2 separate regions of the Homo sapiens genome follow, and region 2 is linked to region 1. A link is an interaction called in ENCODE POLR2A ChIA-PET data of the cell type or tissue named here. Cell type or tissue: PC-9. All regions are shown on one strand.

Evidence for each region. Peaks named below come from ENCODE experiments on the same cell type or tissue, not always from the same donor. Only the 100,000 strongest peaks of a DNase experiment are listed, where the experiment ranks them.
Region 2: POLR2A ChIA-PET joins it to region 1 with 5 read pairs; 4 of 35 experiments call an interaction of 5 or more read pairs at or near these places.

The regions. Positions count from the first base shown.
Region 1 is chr6:13,998,452-14,006,451 of GRCh38, forward strand. No RefSeq gene overlaps it. Among named protein-coding and RNA genes, the nearest start is that of RNF182, 78 kb to the left of the region's middle. RefSeq lists an enhancer at 2,652-3,851. In PC-9, no CTCF peak of the experiment used is centred here; a DNase peak (open chromatin) is centred at 3,230; H3K4me3 peaks cover 1,526 bases; H3K27ac peaks cover 2,324 bases.
Region 2 is chr6:13,933,283-13,941,282 of GRCh38, forward strand. The region is part of intron 1 of RNF182 (ring finger protein 182); the gene reads left to right. Among named protein-coding and RNA genes, the nearest start is that of RNF182, 12 kb to the left of the region's middle. In PC-9, no CTCF peak of the experiment used is centred here; no DNase peak of the experiment used is centred here.

The DNA of each region.
Region 1 (8,000 bases):
CTTAGTTTGTTTTTGTTGCTATAAAGGAAATACCTGAGGCTGGGTAATCTACAAAGAAAAGAGGTTTATTTGGCTCATAGTTCTGCAGACTGTACAAGAAGCATGGTGCCGGCATTGGCTTCTGGGGAGGGCTTCAGGGAGCTTCCACTCTGACAAAGAAGAAAGGGAGCAGGCATCATGTGGCAAGAGAGGAAGGAAAAGAGATAGGGGAGGGCGGTGCCAGACTCTTCAACATCCAGATCTCACAGGAACTAGAGTGAGAGCTCACTCAATGCCACAAGAATGGCACCAAGCCATTATAAGGGATCCACCTCATGACCCAAATACCTCCCACCAGGCTCCACCTCCAACATCAGGGATCAAATTTCAATATGAGGTTTGGAGGGGACAAATACCCAAACTATTAATATACCAGAGGCCTTGGGAAATTATGAATGAAAAAAAGTATATAAATGGAAAATTACAGAAAACAGCATAATGAGCTTACCTCCCAGCTATATCCAATCTCAGTCAAAAGTTGTGCTATATTAGTTTATTTCTCTTAATAATTAACTTTGTACCCCTTTCTTACCCTGTTATCCTCTCTCTTCAGAGTTATTTATCATTCTTCTGTGCACTGTATTGCCTTACTACGTATGTATTTACTAAAGTGTAGGTGATTTCTAACTTTGTGTAAATGGTACATATACCACACAACTTTCTGTAACATGATTGTTTTTGTTGTTGTTTCACGTTATGTTTTTGAGATTTATCCATGTTGACACAAGTAGCTGTGTGGTATTCCATTGCATATACCACAAATGTGGTTTTTCCAACCTTTCACTTCCACCAATGTTATCAAAACAGTTTCAGGGCCAGGCGCAGTGGCTCACACCTGTAATCCCAGCACTTTCAGAGGCCAAGATGTGAGGATTGCTTGAGCCCAGGAGTTTGAGACCAGTCTGGGAAACATGCCAAAATTCTGGCTCTACAAAAAATACAAAAATTAGCCTGGTGAGGTGGCTAACACCTGTAGTCCCAGCTACTCAGGGGCCTGAGGCGTGAGGATGGCCTGAGCCTGGGATGTTAAGGCTGCAGTGAGCCGAGATCATCAGCCTTGATGACAGAGCGAGATCCTGTCTCAAACAAACACCCAAAACCAGTTTCTGTTTCTTTATGTTCTTGACAATCCTGGGTATTATCAAATTTTAATTTTTTACCAAACTGATGGGTGTGGAATGGTTTAAATTGCTTTAATTTGCATTTCCCCAATTATTAACTGATTTCAGCAGTTTTTCCATATGTTTCTTGTTTTTTCATGTAATTTGCTCATTTTTCTTTTGGCTTGTTTGTCTTTTCCTCATTGGTCTTCAGGGTATTATTGTGTGAGCTGTTTGCTCATCTTTTGTCAGTTAGACACACTGCAAATATCATTTCCAGCTTGTGGCTTGTCTTTTCAATTTGTAGTGTTTATTGGTGAAATGAAGACTTCAAATTTGATGCAGTCAAATGCATTCATCTTTTCCTTCATGGTTTATAAGTTTAAAAACTTTAAAAGAAATCCTGCTATACTCTGAGGTTATCAAATTTGCCTATATCATTTCCTCAAATTTTACACATTTCTATATGCAGGTCTTTAATCACCTGGAGTTGTTTATTTTGTATTAGGTAGGACAGACTAGGTTATACCAAAGAAACAACCCCAAATCGCAGAGGTTTAACCCCAAGTTGTGTCTCATTTATACAAACTGCATGTCCACTGTGGGTTTGCAGGCGTCTCTGCTCATCAGAGTCCCTGAGGGATGCAGGTTGAAGGATGCTTTTCTAGACAGGGGCATCTGAAATGCCTGCAGCAAGGAGGGGGTGTGGAGAGTCATATACATGGCGCTTTGGTTCTGCTTGAAGGTAACACACATTTCTTCTGATCAGTTTCAGCAGCCAAAGCAAGTCACAGGGACCAGGTCTAGCTTCAGAGGGGACAAAGAGGTACAACCCCATCCTGGGCCCAGAAGGCAGATACAGTTGGTGCATTGGGTGAACAGCCCTAATAATGACTCATAACTTTGAAGTAAGAAATTAATTTTTATGGAAATAATCAATAGCATCAGCTATTTTTGGAATCTCCAGTACTTCTTGGTCTGTAACATCACCTGTCACTTACCAAGTTTTCAGGTTGGTGTGAGTTTTCTGGCTTTCTCTTCTGTGTCATTGTTCTACTCGTTCGGTTCTGTGATGACTCCCCAGTGTTAATCACAGGAGCTTCATGCAGCTATTAATCTGATATCTTGCAGTAAGAGACCCCTAACCTGACTGTCTCCTTTAAAACGATGTTACCTGGGCTTGGTGGCATGCTCCTGTAGTCCCAGCTATTCAGGAGGCTGAGATGGGAGAATCGCTTGAGCCCAGCAGTTCTGAGCAACATCGCAAGACCCTGTCTCAAAAAACAAAACAAAACTACAAAGAGTAAATTTGTTTCTGCTCATCCCAATATTTTGCTTTTGCTATGAATTTCTAAATCAGTTTGTCAAGTTTTATGAAGTCCATCTTAGAAGTTTGTCTCGTGCTCCACAGCAAGCACTTACCAGTGCCAGGATGTGAGCCTAGGATACTGATTCCCATGGGGAAAAGCAGCAGCATTGCCTCTGAGCTGCTGCTAGCAAGCCAGGAGAGCGTAATTGTCTTGTGTTCTCCCCAAGCTCCTTTAGTGCATTGGGTCTTACTTTTGTAACTTCTACAGCATGGGGCTGTCCAGAGGAAACAGCACTTGGTAAACATTTATTGGGTTTAACTAAATGTGAATGTGTGAGACAAGAAGTCTAGATGCACCCAGCAGAGAGGGTCTCAGAATATTAACAGCCCCGGGGGGTGGAAACACAGAATCTGCTTCCTCCAATGAAGTGGCCTGATCTCGTCACTAAATATTGGAAGGAGGCCACGTTACAGAGCAGAGACTGAATTTCTCATCCACATCCGGAGCCAGGCATTCTGGAAATGAGGTCTGTTTGCCACCTCTCCCCAAAGCATTGATCTCTGATCATGAGTCATTAGCCCCCAAGCACCTCCTCCCAGCTGGCTCATAAGAATTAATCAGCTTCATCACTGCAGTCATTCCCCTCGGGGAAAATGGTCAGCGTATACACAACAAATCCTTGTTGAATTGGACTGAAGGGAGTCTAGCTGTTAATCTCTCCTCAAATATGGCTGGTTGGAGAAAAAGGAATGTAACGGAACATATCAAAGGAGATGTCTCTCCTGGCCGCTTGACAACTCTGGTGGGATCTTCCCATGACCAGCGCTGCTGTATGACTCACGGCTCCACTTCTTTCCCTGCCCTTTTGTGGCAGGAAGGGAAGATGCTGTGCTTCTCACTCATGAATTGTGCTTCTTATGACTCAGTCGGCCAGCCTGTTAGCATTGATTTGTTCTTGGTGGACACCGTTGGGCAGAAGGCCCTGCTAACCACAGAAGCGAGGGTGAAGTGTGCGCTCACCACCATCAGCAAGGTCAAAACTCAGAGGCTGTTTATTTCCATCCAAGTGCCTCATACTTTTGCTGCCCCAGGTGAATGATGGTGCCTTGATTATGGGCCAAGAGGCAGATGCATGCATGCTTTTCCACACAGCACCCTTTTATTGAATGCAAAATAGAACTTTAAAGAAAAAAAATGGTGAAGTTTAACGTTAGTCGGTTTTACTAATAACTGTATTACAAAAGCTTGGTACTACATGAAGTGTAATAATTGGAGCTATTCAAGTAACGGAAGGTGTTGCCCCGAGAACAGTGAGGTCCCATCACTGGACGTGTTCCACGGAGACTGCTGAAGGTGAGAGGTGACAGCGGGCTGGCAGCCCTGGCTCGCTCTCGGCGCCTCCTCGCTTTGGTGCCCACTCTGGCCGCGCTTGAGGAGCCCTTCAGCCCACCGCTGCACTGTGGGAGCCCCTTTCCGGGCTAGCCAAGGCCGGAGCCGGCTCCCTCAGCTTGTGGTGAGATGTGGAGGGAGAGGCGCGGGCGGGAACCGGGGCTGCGCGCGGTGCTTGCAGGCCAGCGCAAGTTCTGGATGGGCGTCGGCTTGGCTAGGCCCCGCAGTCGGAGCGGCCGGCCAGCCCCGCTGGCCCCAGGCAGTGAGGAGCTTAGCACCTGGGCCAGCAGTTGCTGTGCTCGATTTCTCGCTGGGCCTTAGCTGCCTCCCCACGGGGCAGAACTCGGGAGCTGCAACCTGCCATGCCTGAGTCTCCCTCCCGCCCGCCCGCGGTGGGCTCCTGCGCGGCCCTAGCCTCTCAGACGTGTGCCGTCCCCGCTCCACGGCTCCCAGTCCCATCGACTGCCCAAGCGGTGAGGAGTGTGGGTGCACGGCCAGGACTGGCAGACAGCTCCACCTGCAGCCCCACTGGGGTAGCAACTGGGTGAAGCCAGCTGGGCTCCTGAGTCTGGTGGGGACTTGGAGAATCTTTATGTCTAGCTAAGGGATTGTAAATACACCAATCAGCACTCTGTATCTAGCTCAAGGTTTGTAAACACACCAATCAGCACTCTGTGTCTAGCTCAGGGTTTGTGAATGCACCAATGGACACTCTGTATCTAGCTAATCCAGTGGGGAGGTGGAGAACTTTTGTGTCTAGCTCAGGGATTGTAAATGCACCAATCAGCACCCTGTCAAAACGGACCAATCAGCTCTCTGTAAAGCAGACCAATTGGTTTTCTGTAAAATGGACCAATCAGCAGGATGTGGGGGGGGGGGGGCCAAATAAAAAAATAAAAGTAGGCTGCCCCATGCCACAGTGGTAACTCTTTTGGGTTCTCTTCTACCGTGTGACAGGTTTGTTTATTAATTGTTTTTGGTAAGTTTTGTTGCTGCTGGTTGTGGGGGGTACGTACTGCTTTTTTTGAGCTGTAGTATTTTTGGGAAAGGTCTTGTAGTTTCACTCTTGAAGTTAGTAAAACCACTGAACCTACTGGGAAGAAGGAACAACTTCAGACTCTTATACTTAAGAGCTGTAACTTTCATCTGGAAGGTCTGTAGCTCTACTCGTGAGCAAGCGGGACCACTGAACCCCCCCAACCACCAATTAACGAATGAAACTCCTGATATATCCGAACCTCAAAAGGAACGAACTTTGGATATACCACCTTTAAGAACTGTAATGCTCACCGTGAGGGTCCGTGGCTTCATTCTTGAAGTTAGTGAGACCAAGAACCCACCCATGCTGGACACAAAGGGAGCATGTATATATATATATATATATATATATATATATATATATATCCACGTTGGGAAAGAAATCTATGTTATGGAGGAAGTTAGACCAAATAGTGTCTAGGACCCCTTCTATATTTTCCTGAAGTTGCTGTGACGTAGCGGAAACCCAGGGCTTAAACAACAAAATTTATTTTTCTCTTTTTCTGGAGGCTCGAGGGCTGAAATCAATGTTTGGGCAGGGACAAGCTCCTTCTGATGCCCCAGGGAAGGCTCTGCTCCAGCCTCTTTCCAGCTTCTAGTTCTCTGGCTTGTGGCGGTGTTGTTCCAGCTTTTACGTGGCATTCTCCCTGTATGTATGTCTGCATCTAGATTTCTCCTTAAAAGGTCACAAGTCCTGTAGGATTAGTTTTCCTCTGGCGTGAGTTCATCTTGACTAATTACATGTCCAACAACTGTATCTTCGAATTAAGTTTCAGATAAGGCCACATCCTGAGGTAAGAGGGGCTAGGACTTGAACATACGAATTTGCAGGGGACACAATTTAACCCATAACACTTTCCAACTCTGCAATTTGATTGACCAGAATAAAGACATATACAAGTATAACTAAAATAAGGCACCCATTTACGCTATTCGTAGCCGTTTTTAGTTAACTGCGCATCTAAACTTGGCATTCACGTGTCTGGTCTTAAAGAGAACGTGTGTTTTTTTCTTATCCTGAATTCCTTTCAGAAGACCTTTCACTGTCCATATTCCATTAGCTCCATGGAGGACTTACTTCCTGCAGGCTCTGCTTGCCTCCCACAAGAGATTCTTTGCCTTGATTGCACTTAATAGAAGTATAATCTGGCCTTCAAATCACCCGTTCATTTGATTTTCCCAGTAATCCCTTTGCTCTCTGTGTCTGCATTTGCCAGCTGGGTCTAGAGCTGACTTTTTCCCATCTGAAGGGAGGATGCTTCCCCCGTTAACATTCGCTTTTCTTCCTTTGAACCGTGAGGGTGTGTGGATGATCCCTCAGGACTTAAACCCCGACAAACCTCAGCAACACCAGAACATCGCTTTCCAATCCCTCCTTAATCAGAACGTAATGAAACTTTGAAACAAAAGCTTTTCAAATTAGATGAATGATTCCATCACAGGAGATCAAAGGCAGGACAGCTAATTAGGACAAAATCTTGTCCACAGAGTTTCTCTGGTAATAATGGAAATATTCTTCTTATCATATTACAAGAAAAATAGGAAAATTCATATATCCGGTATAATTTCAACTGTGGGGACAAAACAGAAAAAGGGCTGTAGTGACTCCAGGGAACGTGTGAACAGTGGTTATCAGCGGATCACAGAATGCAGGTGATTTTAATTTTTTTCTTTTCTACTTGCCAGTATTTTTCAGATGTCTTTCAATTGCCTGTGTTTCTTTTATCCTTTCTCTTTCTTTTGTTGATGAAGGCACAAGGATAGAAGTTCCTGCTCCTCCAAGGTGTCATATAACCCGTCGGGCTCAGCCCTCCAATAATTGAAAACGTTCCCTCAATAACTGGTTGAATAGCTGTAGAACAAAGGTGGTTTGAGCTGTAGAGTTTCGTATAAGAAATAATGTAGAATGGCCATTTATCTCATTTTCTCATCCAATTTACACTTCCAATGCATGTCATATGCCATAGGTCATGATGAAGTTGTGTTCAGGAGCCCAAGGTTAGATGAAAAGAGGAGTTTAGGTGAGGGCCACAAAGCTGCTAGTGATGGAAGCCAGTTGCACAGGCTACAGTCTTCTAAATTGTTTCCATAAAAGAAACTTGTGAATTTTGGTACTGGAAACCAACAAACTGGGGGAACATGAGTGGAGGGAGATAGGAGGACTGAGCCTAGTTTCCTGACCAGCCCTCTTGCTTGATTTATGTAGAGCTGTGTGATAACTAAGGCCCAGATTGGAATACATTTTATTATTTCAAATTCCAGCATGAAAGCAAAAGTCAGTGCATTCCTTCAACCCATTGCAAATCTTCATAGCAACAGAAATAGGTGGGCCTCCCAGGTATGAATGATAAAGAGCCATTGAGGGCATTAAGACACTACCCAGCTGCCACGACTTTTCTCAGAAAAACCTTCTGTTCCTGCCCTCAGTGAGGAACTCCACAGTAAACTGTTCTGAACACAAGAAAAATGGAAATTCATCTCCTCAAGATTTTTATTTTATGACCTAAACAGAGAACCCCAGGCTACTTCCAAGAATGCGTCTAGATGGGTAGCCAAGAGCTTTCTAGTGATGAATTCTCAGAGTAGTGCTAAGAGAAACGCAGGTGTTTCTATTAATGATGATGGGCACATGGGCATGCTCCTTGTTCTACTTGAATGCATCCTTTACGCAGCATAAAAATAAGGACCACACACATCTGCTGCCCTAAATTTGAGGAAAGCATTTCCAGTAGAAAATTGGGTTTTTCTTTCTTTTTTTTTTTTTTTTTTGAGACAGAGTCTCATTCTGTCGCCCAGGCTGGAGCGCAGTGGCACAATCTTGGCTCACTGCAACCTCTGCCTCCCGGGTTCAAATGATTCTCCTGCCTCAGCCTCCTGAGTAGCTGGGACTACAGGCACGTGCCACAACGCCCAGCTAATTTTTGTATTTTTAGTAGAGACGGGGTTTCACCATGTTAGCCAGGATGGTCTGGATATCCTGATCTCGTGATCCACTCACCTTGGGCTCCCAAAGTGCTGGGATTACAGGCATGAGCCACCGCGCCCAGCCGGGTTCTTTTCTTGAATCACCCCAATGAGGACTTTTCTGTGGAACACAGAATGTCACAGAATTGACTTTTTTTGT
Region 2 (8,000 bases), 65 kb before region 1:
AAGCAGGAAGATCACTTGAGGCCAGGAGTTCAAGACCAGCTTGGGCAACATAGTGAGATCCCACCTCTACAAAAAATGCAAAAATTAGCTGGGCATGGTGGTACGCACGTGTAGTCCCAGCTGCTCCAAAGGCTGAGGTAGGATGAGGCAGGAGGATGCTTGAGCTCAGGAGTTCAGGTTTCCATGAGCCATGATTATTCCACTGCACTCCAGTATGGAGTGAGACTGTGCCCCTTAAAAAAAAAGAAAAAGTAAAAAGTAATTATTTTTAGTAGTAGATTTTATTTAACCTAATATATCAAAATTACCATAATTTCAACATGTAATCAATATAAAAATTATTAATGAGATTTTAAACATTTTCATTTTGCACAAACTATTTCGAATCTGATATGCATTTTACACTTAGAGAACATCTCAATTTGGAGGATATATTTTCAGCAGTTAAAGTGAGGCCAGGCATGGTGGCTTATGCCTGTAATCCCAGCGCTTTGGAAGGCTGAGGTGGACAGGTCACCTGAGGTCGGTAGTTCGAGACCAACCTGGCCAATGTGGTGAAACCCCGTCTCCACTAAAAATACAAAAATTAGCTAGGCCTGGTGGCATGCGCCTGTAGTCCCAGCTACTCGGGAAGCTGAGGCAGGAGAATCGCTTGAACCTGGGAGGCAGTGGTTGCAGTGAGCCAAGATTGCACCACTGCACTCCAGCCTGGGCAACAGGGGAAGACTCGGTCTCAAAAACAGGAAAAAAAATTAAAAAAAAGAAATGTGGCCTTACCAAAAAAGTAATGTTGTATTTGCAGGAAAAGTATTTTTCATTGTTTCAGTTTCTAAATTTAAATTAATTGAAATTAAATATGATGTAGATTTCAGCTTCTTAGTTGCACCAGCCACATTTCAAGTGCTCAATAGCCAAACATGACTAGTGGCTGCCATGTTGAATAGTGTAGTCCTAGACTTGATTCAGAGTCACTCCTCACCCTGTCTCTTATTGTTATGGAGTCTCCTGTTGTTATGATGACTATACAGGAGGGCCAAGCCTGTCTATGTCAGCTTTAGGCCGTGCCCACCAGTGTTTGAGATATCTCCTTTCATTCTGTTGGATTCTTCATTTCCGTCGCTCACAGTTACGTTAGTTGTTTTAATGACATCTGCTGGGTTTGAAAGGCATTTTAATGTAATTTCATTAGATCCAAATATTCTATACCTTCGCCTATTTTTCTGAGTGACTTCTCCAACAATGTTTTTTTGATTTGTTTACAACAGTTGTAATAGTTCCAAAGGTGGTGCAGTGAGGTAAGCTTATGCCATCTCTGTTTTGTCATAGGTAGTTTGCCATTTAGATAGGATTATGAAGACTGAACTGTGATCCACGCATGAGCTCTTAATGCTGGCTGGCAGCTCCATTCCTTTTTTCTAGTTTGTTCATTATTCTCCTGTCCTGGACAAACAAAATCCAAATAAATAAACAAGAATATTAGCAGAGATAAATAAAATTGAGATAATTAATGCAAATGAGTGGATGAGTACCTTAGATTAAAGGGTAAGGTAACATTTAAATAGGGATTTGAGTGACGAGAAGATTTGATCAAGAGCAGAGCATTTCAGACAGAATCAGTGCAAAGGCCCTGAGGCAGAGAGAGAAGACAGGAGAGTCAGATGAAATGCGGTTAGAAAGAAAAGGGGTGGCCAGATTGCTCCAGACTTTGTTATTCAGTGTAAGGACTTGGGTTTTATTCTATGTGGAATAGGAAGCCATTCTAGGACTTTGTGTAGAGATGGTCTGGGAAAGATGGGAGTAATTTGGTTAACATTTTAGAAATATTCTTCCATGTAGAGAATGGATGTACATGGAAGATGCAAGGGGGCAAGATTGGTAGCAGGGAGACTTGTTAGGAGCCAATGTCAATAGTCCAGGTGAGAGATGGTGTATTTACCACAGTTCTAATTTTACATTTATTTATGTGATCGATTGATACCATCGTCACTAGACTGTAAGCTCCAACAGGGCAGAAACAATGTCTTTTTTTTTTCTTTTTGCCTAAAGTTGTAATCCCTGTGTTGTATTCCCAGATGTAGTCCCCGTATGTTGACTTAACTGTCAATTCAGCATTTTCCATATTTCACACACACAAGATATGTGTGTGTATCATGACCAAATAAATTATTGTAGCTGGCAGGAAAGTATTCCTAAAGTCAGAATATCAAGGCCTTTATTCATATATGCAGATTAGAGTTGGAAGTCCTTCACTCTGATTCTGACAGTGGAATGACTTACAAGCTACATATTAATAAGTAGAAGATGTTTTCACAGGAAGTCAGAACATTTGATGATCCAAAAAGATAGCACATTAGTTATAACCACAGGATGTCACTGAAATTGTTGAAATTGTTATGATCTCTTAATCATGATAATGTATGGATAGAAGTTACTCAGCAATGTATCTTACATTGAATACATACTACAAAAGATGTTTAAAAATAAGACATCTTACTATGATTCATTTGAGATAGACATCACTTATTATAATGGGGCATTAGAAATGGGCTATGCTATTGATACAGTTTGATGAGTGTATTAGTCCATTCTCACATTGCTATAAGGAACTACTTGAGAGTGGGTAATTTATGAAGAAAAGAGATTTAATTGACTCACAGTTCTGCAGGCTGTACAGGAAGCATGGTTGGGGAGGCCTCAGGAAACTTAACAATCATGGCACAAGGCCAAGGGAAAAGAGGCACATCTTACATGGCCAGAGCAGGAAGGAGGAAGAGAGATGGGAGAGGTGGCACACACTTTCAAAGAACCAGATCTCCTGAGAATTCTGTCGCGAGATAGCACTATGGGGATTGTGCTAAACCATTAGAAACTGCCCCTTGATCTAATCACCTACCACCAGGCCCCGCCTCCAACATTGGGAATTACAATTCAACATGAGATTTGGGTGGGGACACAGAGCCAAACCATATCAGTAAGGAACTAGCATCATAAAAAATTTAATGTTTTCCCTTTCCCTATCTGTACAGACAATGATGGAAGAGTTAGAAATCCTTAAAGAGCTTTATGTCAACAATTGGACACATAATTAGGAGAAGCTTAAAGCATTTTAGAACTCAGGATAATATCTCTACTGAGATTCAATTATTCTTTGGTCTGCAGTAAATTTACATGGTCGTGGTTGATTGGTCTATAAATATAAATTTTTCTTTCACAGGCAGTTTAAAAAGGGGAACATTTAGACAGCTCTTGTAAAAATCTCACATTGTAGAGTGGGAAATTTCTTAAGTAACACTGTGCTAGGCACTAATGACTCAAAGATGAACAAATCAGGTATAGCCCTACCCTCCTGAGGCTAACAGAAGAAATTACAGATAAGTGTCTGGTCATTACACAAGTGTGTGCCATGATGGGGCATATGTGTGATGCCTGTGGAGTCTGTAGGAGAGGCATCCAAGCAAGATTTGGGATTTGGGAATAATTGATGTCTATACTGGATGAAGGATGTCCCAGGAAAGCAGGCAAATATGGGACAGTTTGGGGTGGTAAGTGTGGGTAAAAGAGCTATAAAGAGGGAACAGGGCATCATAAAAGCTTAGAATCCATTTGAAATAATGTGGCTTCTTTTGGAGAGTAAAAAGAATTGGGGAGGGGGTGGAGTGAGGTCGAGGAGGAGAAAGGAGTAAGAGATGTGGCTGGTGAGGTAGACAGAGGCCAGATTAGGAAGACGTTAAAATATGTTGAGCAGGAGAGTAAATGATCAGATTTGAGTTTTAGAAAGTCTCTCATGGTGTTGCATATAGACTTTTCACAATCACATTACTTGTTTTGTGTTGTATGTATCTTGTATAGACATAGGAAGCATTACTTTTATTTTTAAATACATTTGTTATTGAAGGTTAACATACATATAGAAAAGTGCACGAATCGTAAGGATATATAGCTTTTATGCATTTTCAAGTGAGTCTCCTGTGTAACTACTACTCACATCAAAAAATAGAAGATTACTATTACCCCCAAATCCTTCCTTTGCCTTTTTCAGTTATTACCTGCCCCCAAAGGTGACCCATAGTCTGAATTCTAACACTGTTGATTAGTTTTGCCCAGTTTAGAACTTTATACAAATGGAATCAGGCAGTGTGTACTTTATGTGTGTGTGTATGATAGCTTTCACCAACTATTTGGGATATTCATCCTTGCTGCTGGATGTAGTAATAGTTTGTTTTTTGTCTCTCTCATTTTGGTATAGTATTTCATTGCTGCCTGTAGCACAATTTTTAAAATCATTTACTGTTCATAGACATTTGGGTTGTTCCCATTTCACCTATTACAAATAGTGCTGCTATAAACATTCTTATACATGTGTATGTGAGCATTTCTGTTGTGCATCTGTGTAGAAGTAGAAAGGTCATGGGTTATATGTATGATTTAGCTGTGATACTGCTATCAAACATTTGCCAAACAGTTGTCCAGGTGGTTATATCGGCGACATTCTCAACATCAGTGTATGAAAGTTCTAGTTGTTTCTCATTCTTGCTCATAGTTGGTATTGCCAGTCATAGTAGCAGATGAAAAATGATATCTCATTGTAGTTTTTATTTGTACTTTCCTAATAAGTGATATTGAGCATTTTTTCATGTTTTATTAGCCATTTGGATAGCCTCTTCCATGAAATGCCAGTTCAAATATTTTTGTCCATTAAAAAAGATTATCTTTTTCTTACTGTTTTTTTTTTTTTTTTTTTTTTTGAGACAGAGTTTCTGTCGTCGCCCAGGCTGGAGTGCAGTCTCCGCTCACTGCAAACTCCGCCTACCGGGTTCACGCCATTCTCCTGCCTCGGTCTCTGCGTAACTGGGACTACAGGCGCCCGCCACCATGCCTGGCTAATTTTTTGTATTTTTTTTTTTTTTTTTTTTTTTAGTAGAGACGGGGTTTCACCGTGATAGCCAGGATGGTCTCAATCTCCTGACCTCGTAATCTGCCAACCTCGCCCTCCCAAAGTGCTGGGATTACAGGCGTGAGCCACTGCGCCTGGCCTTTTTCTTATTGATTTTTATGGAGTTCTTTATATTTTCTAGATAGAAGTCCTTTGTGCAATGTATGTGTTACAGAATTCTTCCACACTGTAGCTTGCTTTTAACTCTTATAATTTTTCAATGAGAAGTGTTTAATTTTAATGAACTCATTTATACATCTTCTTTTAATGTTAGTGCTTTTTGTGTCTTCTTTAAGAATTTTTTGCCTGCTCCAATATCATGAAGATATTCTCCTATGCTACCAAGAAGTTTTATTGTTTTACTTTTCACATTTAGATCTATAACCCCTTTGAATTGATTTTTGTGTAGGGTGTGAGGTAAGGGTCAAAATGATTTTTATCTATGTAAATATCCTGTTGACCCAGCGTTATTTATTGAAAATATTATCTCTTCTCCATTAAATTGCAGTGGCATTCTTTTCATAAAAATAAGTAATCATATGCTTGTGAATCTCTGTCTGGATTCTGTATTTTGTCCTTATGATGTATTTGTCTAATAAAGTGTCTTACATAATCCCAGCACTTTGGGAGGCCGAGGTGGGTGGATCACCTGAGGTCAGGAGTTTGAGACCAGCCTGGCCAACATGGTGAAACCCCGTCTCTACTAAAAATACAAAAATAAGCCAGGTGTGGTGGTTCACGCCTGTAATCCCAGCTACTTGGGTGGCTGAGGCATGTGAATTGCTTGAACCCAGGAGGCAGAGGTTGTAGTGAGCCAAGATTGCACCACTGCACTCTAGCCTGGGCAACAAGAGCAAGACCCTGTCTCAAAAAAACAAAACCAAAAAGTGTTTTACATTGATGTAATCCTGATATCAGGTAGTATAAGTTCTTCAGTTTTGTTTTTTGTCTTGATTTTCTTTTAGCCCATTTTTAGTGTTTGGCGTTTACATACAAATTTTAGTATCATCCTGTCAGTTTCCACAAACAACCTGATAGATTTTGATTGGAATTGCATTGACTGTGTAGATCAGTTTGGGAGAGTTGACATTTTTATAATATTGAGTCTTCTAATCAATGAACACAATATAGCTCTCCATTTAATTATGTTGTCTTTAATTTCTCTAAGTAATGTTTTGAAGTTCTCTCTGTAGTATTGTACTTCTTTCATTAGATTTGTTCTTTTTGTTGTTATTGCAAATGCCATCTTTTCACCTTGTAATTTTTTGTTTCTTGTGTATATAAATACATTTTTGTTTTTATTTTTTTATTTTGTATTTATTTTTATTTTTTTATTTTTATTTTTTGAGACAGAGTCTCTCTCTGTTGCCCACACTGGAGTGCAGTGGCGCGATCTGGGCTCGCTGCAAGCCCTGCCTCCCAGGTTCATGCCATTCTCCTGCCTCAGCCTCCTGAGTAGCTGGGACTACAGGCGCCTGCCACCACGCCTGGCTAATTTTTTGTATTTTTAGTAGAGATGGGGTTTCACCTTGTTAGCCAGGATGATCTTGATCTCCTGACCTCGTGATCCACCCGCCTCAGCCTTCCAAAGTGCTGGGATTACAGGCGTGAGCCACTGTGCCCGGGCATAAATGCATTTTTGTATCTTGACCTTGATTCTAGGGATTTTGCTGCATTCACTTCTTAATCTTAATAACTTATTTGTAGAATGATTTGGATTTTCTGTGTACATCACTGTATGTGATGAATAAAGAGCTTTGTTTCTTTCTTGCCTGATTCTTGTATCTTACACTTTTTTTTATTGCCTCATTGCTCTATCTAGGACCTCAATTATAATTTTGAATAGAAATGGTGATAGCATGTACTTTGTCTTATTCCCAATTTCAGGGGGAAAGCATTCAATATTTAAAATATGGCTCTTGCTTACAAGTGTTGTTGAAACCTTTTTATCGATTAAGAAGATCTCTTATTTCTAATTAATAGATATTTTAATCATGAACATGTGTTGAGTTTTAGCAAATGATTTTCCGCATTTATCGAGATGATGATATGATTTGTTCCTCCTTTATTTTGTCAATATGGTAATCACATTTTAAAAAAATGTTAGAACAGTTTTGCATTTCTATAATAAATCCAACTGATGTGCTATTATTTTAGTGTTTTGTTGGACTCAATTTAGTGAAATTTTGTTTGAGAATTTGTCTATGTTTAGGAGAGAGATTGGTGTAAGTAGCTGAATAGTGCCTCCCTTTTCATTTTTGATATTTACAATCTGTGCCTTTTTTCCCCCCTTGATCAGTCTTGCCTGGGGTTTATCAAATTTATTATTTTATCAGTGAACTTATTTTGACTTTTTTTTGCTATTGTATGCTTATTTTCTAATTTATTCATTTCTGTTCATAGTTTGTTCTTTCCTAATATTTTTGGCTTTAGGTTTTCTGTTTTTTCTAACTTTGTGAAAATGCTACTTAGATTATTGATTTTCAACTTTTCTAACATATGCATTCGAAGCTCTGCATTTTCCTCAAGCATGGCTTTAATAGTATGCTCTTAAATTCTGTCACATTTTTTCTGCTCAAAATATTTAAAAATATCCATGTGTTTTTTCTTTGACCATAAGTTATTAGACATTTATTACTTAATTTCCAACGGTTTAGGATATTCTAAAAATCTTTTTGTTGATTTCTAGCTTAATCCAGCTATTGTCAAAGAACACGCTATTAACATTTTAGTCTTTTTTTTTGAGACTATTCTTATGGCCTGGATATGATCATTTTTGCTGAGTGATAGACATGCACTTGAATAGACTATACAATATAATCAATCTGTAGTTGTAATTGCAGAATTTGGTGCACATAGATTGGGTCAAATTCATTAATTGTATTGATCAAAGTTTCTATCTACAATTTTTCAGTCTGCTTGTTCTGTCAATTACTGGGAAGGATAAGCAAAATCTCTCACTGAGATGATGAATTTTTCTACCTTTCATTCTGTCAGTTTTTAAGTATATATTTTGAGGATATGTTATTGGATATATACAAACTTATAATTGTTATAATTCCTTGGT